2 separate regions of the Homo sapiens genome follow, and region 1 is linked to region 2. A link is an interaction called in ENCODE POLR2A ChIA-PET data of the cell type or tissue named here. Cell type or tissue: Caco-2. All regions are shown on one strand. Each heading gives the region's core, and the rest is flanking DNA. Links, peaks and the distances in the headings are about the cores only.

What was found. Peaks named below come from ENCODE experiments on the same cell type or tissue, not always from the same donor. Only the 100,000 strongest peaks of a DNase experiment are listed, where the experiment ranks them.
Region 1: POLR2A ChIA-PET joins it to region 2 with 5 read pairs; 2 of 35 experiments call an interaction of 5 or more read pairs at or near these places.

Annotation. Positions count from the first base shown.
Region 1 is chr19:54,452,448-54,456,828 of GRCh38, forward strand. It overlaps LENG8 (leukocyte receptor cluster member 8), which reads left to right. Exons shown (of 16, transcript NM_052925.4): 4 at 204-305; 5 at 1,099-1,209; 6 at 1,983-2,235; 7 at 2,504-2,645; 8 at 2,917-3,120; 9 at 3,520-3,798; 10 at 3,878-4,018; 11 at 4,189-4,381. Among named protein-coding and RNA genes, the nearest start is that of LENG8, 5.4 kb to the left of the region's middle. In Caco-2, for the core only: no CTCF peak of the experiment used is centred there; no DNase peak of the experiment used is centred there.
Region 2 is chr19:54,950,376-54,954,756 of GRCh38, forward strand. It overlaps a transcript of NLRP7 not described here. Among named protein-coding and RNA genes, the nearest start is that of NLRP7, 5.0 kb to the left of the region's middle. RefSeq lists enhancers at 247-937, 1,628-2,317. In Caco-2, for the core only: no CTCF peak of the experiment used is centred there; DNase peaks (open chromatin) are centred at 2,416, 2,840 and 3,173.

The DNA.
Region 1 (4,381 bases), core at 82-4,081, 500 kb before region 2:
TGGTTCTGAAGAGGGAGGCCATGCCCATGCCCCTGGTCTCTAACGTGCGTGAGTCTCATGGTAGAGACAGTGGCTCACTTTGCAGATACATGGACCCAGTTTCATCCCTTGGCAATTGGCCACCAGTAAACAGGCTTGCCCTTTGGGGGCCGTGTGCCTGTGGATTTGGGCTGCTGACGGCACATGTGCCTCTGCTTCCACAGTACGTGTCCCAGGCAGAAGCCTCAGCTTTGCAGCAGCAGCAGTACTACCAGTGGTACCAGCAGTACAACTATGCCTACCCCTACAGCTACTACTATCCCATGGTGAGTGCCCAGCCAGTGGGGCGGGGCAGGGCGAGGTGGAGTCTGCTGGGTCGGGGCGAGGTGAAGTGGAGTCTGCCGGGATGGGGCTGGGTGGTGGATGGACTGGAGATCGCAGTGATAACTGCTCAGAAACCCTCTAACTTGCCCAGGAGGTAAATTCCTAGGTCCCCGCCATGAGCCACAAGGTCCTACATACCCGGTTCTGGTCCCTTCTCTCCTCATGCTCATTCTGCCATGGCCATCGAAGCAGAGACCTCCTTGATGCCCGCACCCGCCAGGCCCGCTCTCGCTTTGCCCTGGCTGCAGTGCTCCCTGTGTTGCCGCCTCTTGGAGGTCTCTGCTCAGATGCCGCCTTCAGAGAGCCTCTACCTGACACACTGATTGAAAGTAGCATTCCTGCCTCGCAGCCTGTCCCTCTCCCTTTCTTTGCCATCTTATTGTTTCATGATCCTTATTGCTGGATGTATTACATGTTGATGTCTCCAGCCGGACATGTAATTCCAGCACAAGCTTCATTACAGCATGGGTTTTCCTTTTGTTCTGTCGTAGTGCTTAGAAGAGTTGGCACTCAGTATCGTTGATTATATTCTTCCGAGAACTAGCTAAGTGAGATGTGGGATTGATAGAGGTTTTTCTTTTCCTAATATATGAGAGGATGTGGTGCATTAATATAGTGAAGAGAGAAAGGGGTGAGGGATTGGTAGAGGGTCATGGCTGGTGTAGTTCCTGAGCAGGCTGGGGAAGCGGAAAGGGTAGGCCTCCCACTAAACCCTCCCTCCCTGCGCCTTTGCAGAGCATGTACCAGAGCTATGGCTCCCCTTCCCAGTATGGGATGGCCGGCTCCTATGGCTCAGCCACACCCCAGCAGCCATCCGCACCCCAACACCAAGGGACTCTGAACCAGGTAACATCCTAGCCCAGCTCCCATACCCTGCTCAAGCAGAGGAAGTGTAGATTTTTGAATGAGCTGTCAATGAGGAATGGCTTGTACTCCTTAAGCTGCTTTTTTCCTTCCAAGCAACTCCTGATCTGAAAATGAGGAGGACAGAGCATAGTGTTTGAACCTGGGGTGGGTTTAAGGCTGAGCCAAGGCCAGGGCTGAGATGTTGAAAGACATCTCATCTTTTTCCCTAGCATGGTCACCCACAGGCGTGCACACACCGGCTGGGTTTTGCATTGAATGTGCAGCTTGGAGGAATGGCCGGGCTAGTGCACAGGAGGCAGGTAGACCTGGGTTTGAATCCCAGCTGTCCCACCCCTGGTGTAATTACGCATCTCGGTCAGCTCTCGAAAGCGGGAAGGATGGTAGCCTCATCCTTGGGCTCCATGAGTGTGTGTGCTCATGGGTGTCTTGTGCTCAGATGGTAGCGCTGGAGTGGGTGTGTTGTCGGTGGCTGTTACTCCAGCATTGAAACGCTGCCAGCTGCCGCTTCATAGCTTAGGGCCCTGGGAAGTCGCTTAGTCTCTGAGCTGGAGCCTTGTCAGCTGTGAAAAGGGCTGTTAACAAATGTTAACCTCACAGAGTTACTGAGGACTCGAATGAACTCACATTTGGGAAGGTCACGGGAGGGTTGAGTGCTGAGTGCTGTGACCACTGCGTCCTCACAGCGAGGGCTGAGTGCCACTCGCCAGCCCCAGAATCTGCCTCCCGTGCTCAGCGCCTGCTTCCTTCTGCAGCCCCCAGTCCCCGGCATGGATGAGAGCATGTCCTACCAGGCTCCCCCTCAGCAGCTGCCGTCGGCTCAGCCCCCTCAGCCCTCAAATCCCCCACATGGGGCTCACACGCTGAACAGTGGCCCTCAGCCTGGGACAGCTCCAGCCACACAGCACAGCCAGGCGGGGCCCGCCACGGGCCAGGCCTATGGGCCACACACCTACACCGAACCTGCCAAGCCCAAGAAGGGCCAACAGCTGTGGAACCGCATGAAACGTAAGTTGGCAGAGCTACGTGGAGGTCCGAGCGGTTGGGCCCTCATAAGAGCTCCTGGGTGTGAGGCCCGTGGTGTGTGCTGCTCCTTGTTTCTGGGTGTTGTGATCGCCAGGCTGGGGGTGGGGCTGCTCTGGACCAGGCACATGTGTGCTGGAGCCCTCCTCTAGAACCTGAGCGCTCCTCCCTGCATTTCCACTTCCTCCCGTCCCCTGGGGACCCCTGGATGTGCCGGGGAAGGGCCTAACCATAGCTTTCGCTGCCCTCACAGCCGCCCCTGGGACTGGAGGTCTCAAGTTCAACATCCAGAAGCGACCCTTTGCTGTTACCACCCAGAGCTTTGGCTCCAACGCAGAGGGCCAGCACAGTGGTTTTGGCCCCCAGCCCAACCCTGAGAAAGTTCAGAACCACAGGTGACGTCTGCCCCCTTGCCCCGTCGCAGCCCCACACTCTGCACTCAGCGTCTATGGTCCAGTCCCACTGGCCAGCTGCCCACCCTGAGCCTCAGTGTGCGCCTCTGAAAAGGGCAGAAGGACCCTCTCTTGGGGGTTGCTGTGAGCACTGAAGGAGACAGAAGGAAAACTTGGGGACTGCGTCCCGCTGTGTCAGCTCAGAGTGGCGGTGGGGATGGTCTTTTGAGTTTGGGATCGTCTCCAGCTGAGCCCCTCATCTGTCCTCCCGCAGCGGGTCCTCTGCCCGGGGGAACCTGTCTGGGAAGCCGGATGACTGGCCCCAGGACATGAAAGAGTATGTGGAGCGCTGCTTCACCGCCTGTGAGTCGGAGGAGGACAAGGACCGCACGGAAAAGCTGCTCAAGGAGGTGCTGCAGGCGCGGCTGCAGGACGGCTCGGCCTATACCATTGACTGGAGCCGGGAGCCCTTGCCGGGGTTAGTCTGGGTGGGGGACATAGGTGGGAGGGTGGTGCTGTGAGAGGCATGGGCTGGGTATGGAGGTAGGAGAGTTGCGGGTCCCAGGTACCAGGAGCTCCAAAGAGAAATGAACTGGAAAGTTGGATCCTGGGGGGATGAAGTCCTGGTTGGAGGGAGGCCGGTGGGGTGGGGTGGGGACCATGGGTGCTGGAGAGGCGTGCATTGCTCAGTGGTTAAGCGCACCCTCTGGAGACGGAAAACCTGGGTTCGCGTCTCATTTCTGCACTGTAGTAGCTGAGCCGCCTGGGGTAAGTGCCTTTCCTTTCGGAGGCGGGTCGGTACCTTGAGGGAGGTGGTGGCGGCTGTCCTGCCAGTGTCTGGCGGGGTTGGTGACGCCCTGCCCTGCTGTATTCTCAGGCTGACCCGGGAGCCTGTGGCTGAGAGCCCTAAGAAGAAGCGGTGGGAGGCCGCTAGCAGCCTTCACCCTCCTAGAGGGGCAGGCTCGGCGACAAGGGGCGGGGGTGCCCCGTCCCAGCGAGGGACGCCCGGGGCTGGGGGTGCCGGTCGAGCCCGGGGCAACAGCTTCACCAAGTTTGGCAACCGCAACGTCTTCATGAAGGACAACAGCTCTTCTTCCAGCACAGACTCCCGCTCCCGCTCCTCCTCCAGGTCCCCGACGCGCCACTTCCGCAGAAGGTACTGAGGCTCCCGGCTGGGGCTGTGTGTGAGGGAGGGGGAGGCGTTTCAGGCCTGACCCTCCTGCTTCTTCCTGCAGTGACTCCCACTCAGACTCCGACAGCTCCTACTCAGGGAATGAGTGTCACCCTGTGGGCCGCAGGAACCCGCCCCCTAAGGGCCGGGGCGGTCGAGGGGCCCATATGGATCGGGGCCGAGGCAGGGCGCAGCGTGGGAAGAGGTGAGACTGTGTGAGGGCTCGACACACGGGCCAGGGTGGAGGAGGGTACTGGGGACCCATGGGAGAAGGAGGAGGAGGGCCGGACAGGTGGACAGCCAGCTGCCAAAGGGGCGAGGCTGAAGGGGGGCTGGAGACGCCTGTCGCGCTCACTGCCCCTCATCCCTTCCTAGGCACGATCTGGCGCCCACCAAGCGCAGTCGAAAGAAGATGGCGGCGCTGGAGTGTGAGGACCCGGAGCGAGAGCTGAAGAAGCAGAAGCGGGCAGCCCGCTTCCAGCACGGACACTCCCGCCGCCTGCGCCTCGAGCCCCTGGTGCTGCAGATGAGCAGCCTGGAGAGCAGTGGGGCTGACCCTGACTGGCAG
Region 2 (4,381 bases), core at 232-4,231:
AGAAAGAAATAAGGGGACCCAGGGGACCAGCATTCAGCATATGGAGGATCCCGCCAGCTTCTGAGTTCCCTTAGTATTTATTGATCATTTTGGGGTGTTTCTCAGAGAGGGGGATGTGGCAGGGTCATAGGATAATAGTGGAGGGAAGGTCAGCAGATAAACACGTTAACAAAGGTCTCTGCATCATAGACAAGGTAAAGAACTAAGTGCTGTGCTTTAGATATGCATACACATAAACATCTCAATGCCTTACGGAGCAGTATTGCTGCCCGCATGTCCCACCTCCAGCCCTAAGGCGGTTTTCCCCTATCTCAGTATATGGAATATACAATCGGGGTTTACACCCATACATTCCATTGCCCAGGGACGAGCAGGAGACAGATGCCTTCCTCTTGTCTCAACTGCAAAGAGGTGTTCCTTCCTCTTTTACTAATCCGCCTCAGCACAGACCCTTTACTGGTGTCGGGCTGAGGGACGGTCAGGTCTTTCCCTTCCCATGAGACCATATTTCAGGCTATCACATGGGGAGAAACCCTGGACAATACCTGGCTTTCCTAGGCAGAGGTCCCTGCGGCCTTCCGCAGTGTTTGTGTCCCTGGGTACTTGAGATTAGGGAGTGGTGATGACTCTTAAGGAGCATGCTGCCTTCAAGCATTTGTTTAACAAAGCACATCTTGCACAGCCCTTAATCCATTTAACCCTGAGTGGACACAGCACATGTTTCAGAGAGCACAGGGTTGGGGGTAAGGTCATAGATTAACAGCATCTCAAGGCAGAAGAATTTGTCTTAGTACAGAACAAAATGAAGTCTCCTGTGTCTACTTCTTTCTACACAGACACAGTTACAATCTGATCTCTCTTTCTTTTCCCCACAAAAATATCCTTTGTAGACCAGGCACAGTGGCTCAGGCCTGTAATCCCAGCACTTTGGGAGGCTGAGGCAGATGGATCACTTAAGGTCAGGAGTTTGAGACCAGCCCAGCCAGCATGGTGAAACTGCGTCTCTACAAAAATACAAAAATTAGCGGGGCATGGTAGTTCAACGCCTGTAATCCCAGCTACTCGAGAGGCTGAGGCAGAATTGTTTGAACCCGGGAGGCAGAGGCAGAGGTTGCAGTGAGCCGAGGTCGCACGACTGCACTCCAGCCTGGGTGCAACAGAGTGAGACTCCATCTCAAAAAACAAAAAACAAAAACAAAAACAAAACAAAAAATGAAAACCCACTTTTAGTAAAAAAAATAAAAATGAAAAAATGTGAATCAGGCTGCACTCTGGCCCACATCCTGGCTGCTGTGTATCACGTGGCTCTAGACACTGCACTTTTGCCTCCTCATCATTGCTGTAGATAGGATTTCTGACAGCAGGGTCATTAGACGAATTTTTTTTTTTTTTTGAGACGGAGTCTCGCTCTGTCGCCCAGGCTGGAGGGCAGTGGCGCAATCTCTGCTCACTGCAAGCTCCGCCTCCCGGGTTCACACAATTCTCCTGCCTCAGCCTCCCGAATAGCTGGGACTACAGGTGCCTGCAACCATGCCTGGCTAATTTTTTTTGTATTTTTAGTAGAGACGCGGTTTCACCATGTTAGCCAGGATGGTCTCGATCTCCTGACCTCGTGATCCTCCCGCCTAGGCCTCCCAAAGTGCTGGGATTACAGGCGTGAGCCACCGCGCCCGGCCCCATTAGACAAATTTGTATCTGCACGGTTCCTACAGATAAACTCTGGGACATTAGAATTATAAGGCTTTTGTTTAAGGATGGTTTCAGATGTTTTTCAGACCTTGAATTCCAGCCAAATAGCTGACACTAACCAGTTTGAAGACCCCAGTGAGGAATGGGATCAGCATGAGAACACTGCGTCTTCATGCCCCTGTCTCCGCCAGCAGTCAGCATGGCCACACTCTGGCCCACACCAAAACACTTAAAAACCCTAGCCCCGGCCGGGTGCAGAGGCTCACACCTGTAACTCCAGCACTTTGGGAGGCCAAGGCAGGTGAATCACCTGAGGTCAAGAGTTCAAGACCAGCCTGGCCAACATAGTGAAACCCCGTTTCTACTAAAAACACAAAAAATTAGTCGGGCGTGGTAGCGGGTGCCTGTAACCCCAGCTACTCAGGAGGCTGAGGCAAGAGAATTACTTGAACCTGGGAGGCGGAGGTTGCAGTGAGCAAAGATCCTGCCACTGCACTCCAGCCTGGGTGACAAAGCAAAACTCCATCTCAAAAAAAAAAAAAACCCTAGACCCAAACTTCTGGGGGAGATGGATTGGAGGTTTCCTCCCATCTCCTCATTCCTCAGCCCTGTGATTAAACTTCCTTCTCTTCTGCAACACAGTGACCCGGCAAATTGACTCACAGCGTGCATTGGGCAACGGACCTACTGTCAGAGGCGTGTAACCAGGGCAACTCCATCTTGAATAGGAGCTGACTAAAATAAGGCTGAGACCTACCGGGCTGCATTCCCAGACAGTTAAGGCATTCTCCAAAAAAAACAAAAATGACAGGCACGGTGGCCCAGCACTTTGGGAGGCCGAGGCGGGTGGATTACCCGAAGTAGAGTTTGAGACCAGCCTGGCCAACACGGTGAAACCCCGTCTCTACTGAAAATACAAAAATTAGTCAGGCGTGGTGGCTCGTGCCTGTAATCCCACCTACTTGCGAGGCTGAGGCAGGAGAATCGCTTGAGCCGGGGAGGCGGAGGTTGCAGTAAAAAGAAAAAAAAAAGCATTCTAAGTCACAGGATGAGATAAGTCAGCACAAGATACAGGTCATAAGGACCTTGCTGATAACACAGGTAGCAATGTAGCAGGACCAGCCACAGACAAAACTCCTCAGACACCGAGTTAAAGAAGAAAGGGGTTTATCCGGCCAGGGGCATCGGCAAGACTCCCGTCTCAAGAGCCGAGATCCCCAAGTGAGCAATTCCTGTCCCTTTTAAGGGCTCACAACTCTAAGGGGGTGTGCGTGAGAGGGTCGTGATCGACTGAGCAAGCAGGGGGTACGTGACTGGGGGCTGCATGCACTGGTAATCAGATCCAAACAAAACAGGATAGGGATTTTCACAGTGCTTTTCTATACAATGTCTGTAATCTATAGATAACCGATTAGGTCAGGGGTCAATCTTTAACTACCAGGCCCAGGGTGTGGCGCCGGGCTGTCTGCTTGTGGATTTCATTCCTGGGCCGCGGGGCTGTCTGCTTGTGGATTTCATTCCTGGGGCGCGGGGCTGTCTGCTTGTGGATTTCATTTCTGCCTTTTAGTTTTTACTTTTTCTTTCTTTGGAGGTGGAAATTGGGCATAAGACAATATGAGGGGTGGTCTCCTCCCTTAGCAATAAAGAATCCAGCCAGGCCGGGCGCGGTGGCTCACACCTGTAATCCCAGCACTTTCGGGGGCTGAGGCGGGTGGATCACACGGTCAGGAGATTGAGACCATCCTGGCTAACACGGTGAAACCATCTCTACTAAAAAAAAAAAATACAAAAAATTAGCTGGGCGTGGTGGCGGGCGCCTGTAGTCCCAGCTACTCGGGAGGCTGAGGCAGGAGAACGGCGTGAACCCGGGTGATGGAGCTTGCAGTGAGCGGAGATCGCGCCACTGCACTCCAGCCTGGGTGACAGAGCGAGACTCCGTCTCAAAAAAATAAAAAATAAATAAAAATAAATAAAGCATCCAGTCAAACTCCATCAAAACCAAGATAGTGACGAGAGTAACCTCTGGTTGTCCTCACCGCTCCACTCCCAGCAGCCCCATGACAGTTTACAAATGCCATGGCAATGTCAGGAAGTTACCCTATGCTGTCTAAAAAGGGGAGGCATGAATAATCCACCCCTTGTTTAGCATATCCATAGAAATAACCATAAAAATGGGCAACCGGCCGGGCGCGGTGGTCACGCCTGTAATCCCAGCACTTTGGGAGGCCGAGGCGGGTGGATCATGAGGTCAGGAGATTGAGACCATCCTGGCTAACACGGTGAAATCCCATCTCTACTAAAAAAAAATACAACTAATTAGCTGGGTGCGGTGGCGGGCGCCTGTAGTCCCAGCTACTCGGGAGGCTGAGGCAGGAGAATGGCCTGAACCCAGGAGGCGGAGCTTGCAGTGAGCCGAGATAGTGCCACTGCACTCTGGCCTGGTGAAAGAGCGAGACTCCGTCTCAAAAAAAAAAAAAAAAAAAAAAAAGGGCAACCGAGGCCGGACGTGGTGGCTTACGCCTGTAATCCCAACACTTTGGGAGGCCGAGGCGGGCATATCACCTGAGCTCAGGAGGTCAAGATCAGCCTGGCCAACATGGTGAAACCCCATCTCTTACTAAAAATACAAAAATTAGCCAGACGTGATGGCAGGCACCTGTAATCCCAGCTACTCAGGAGGCTGAGGCAGGAG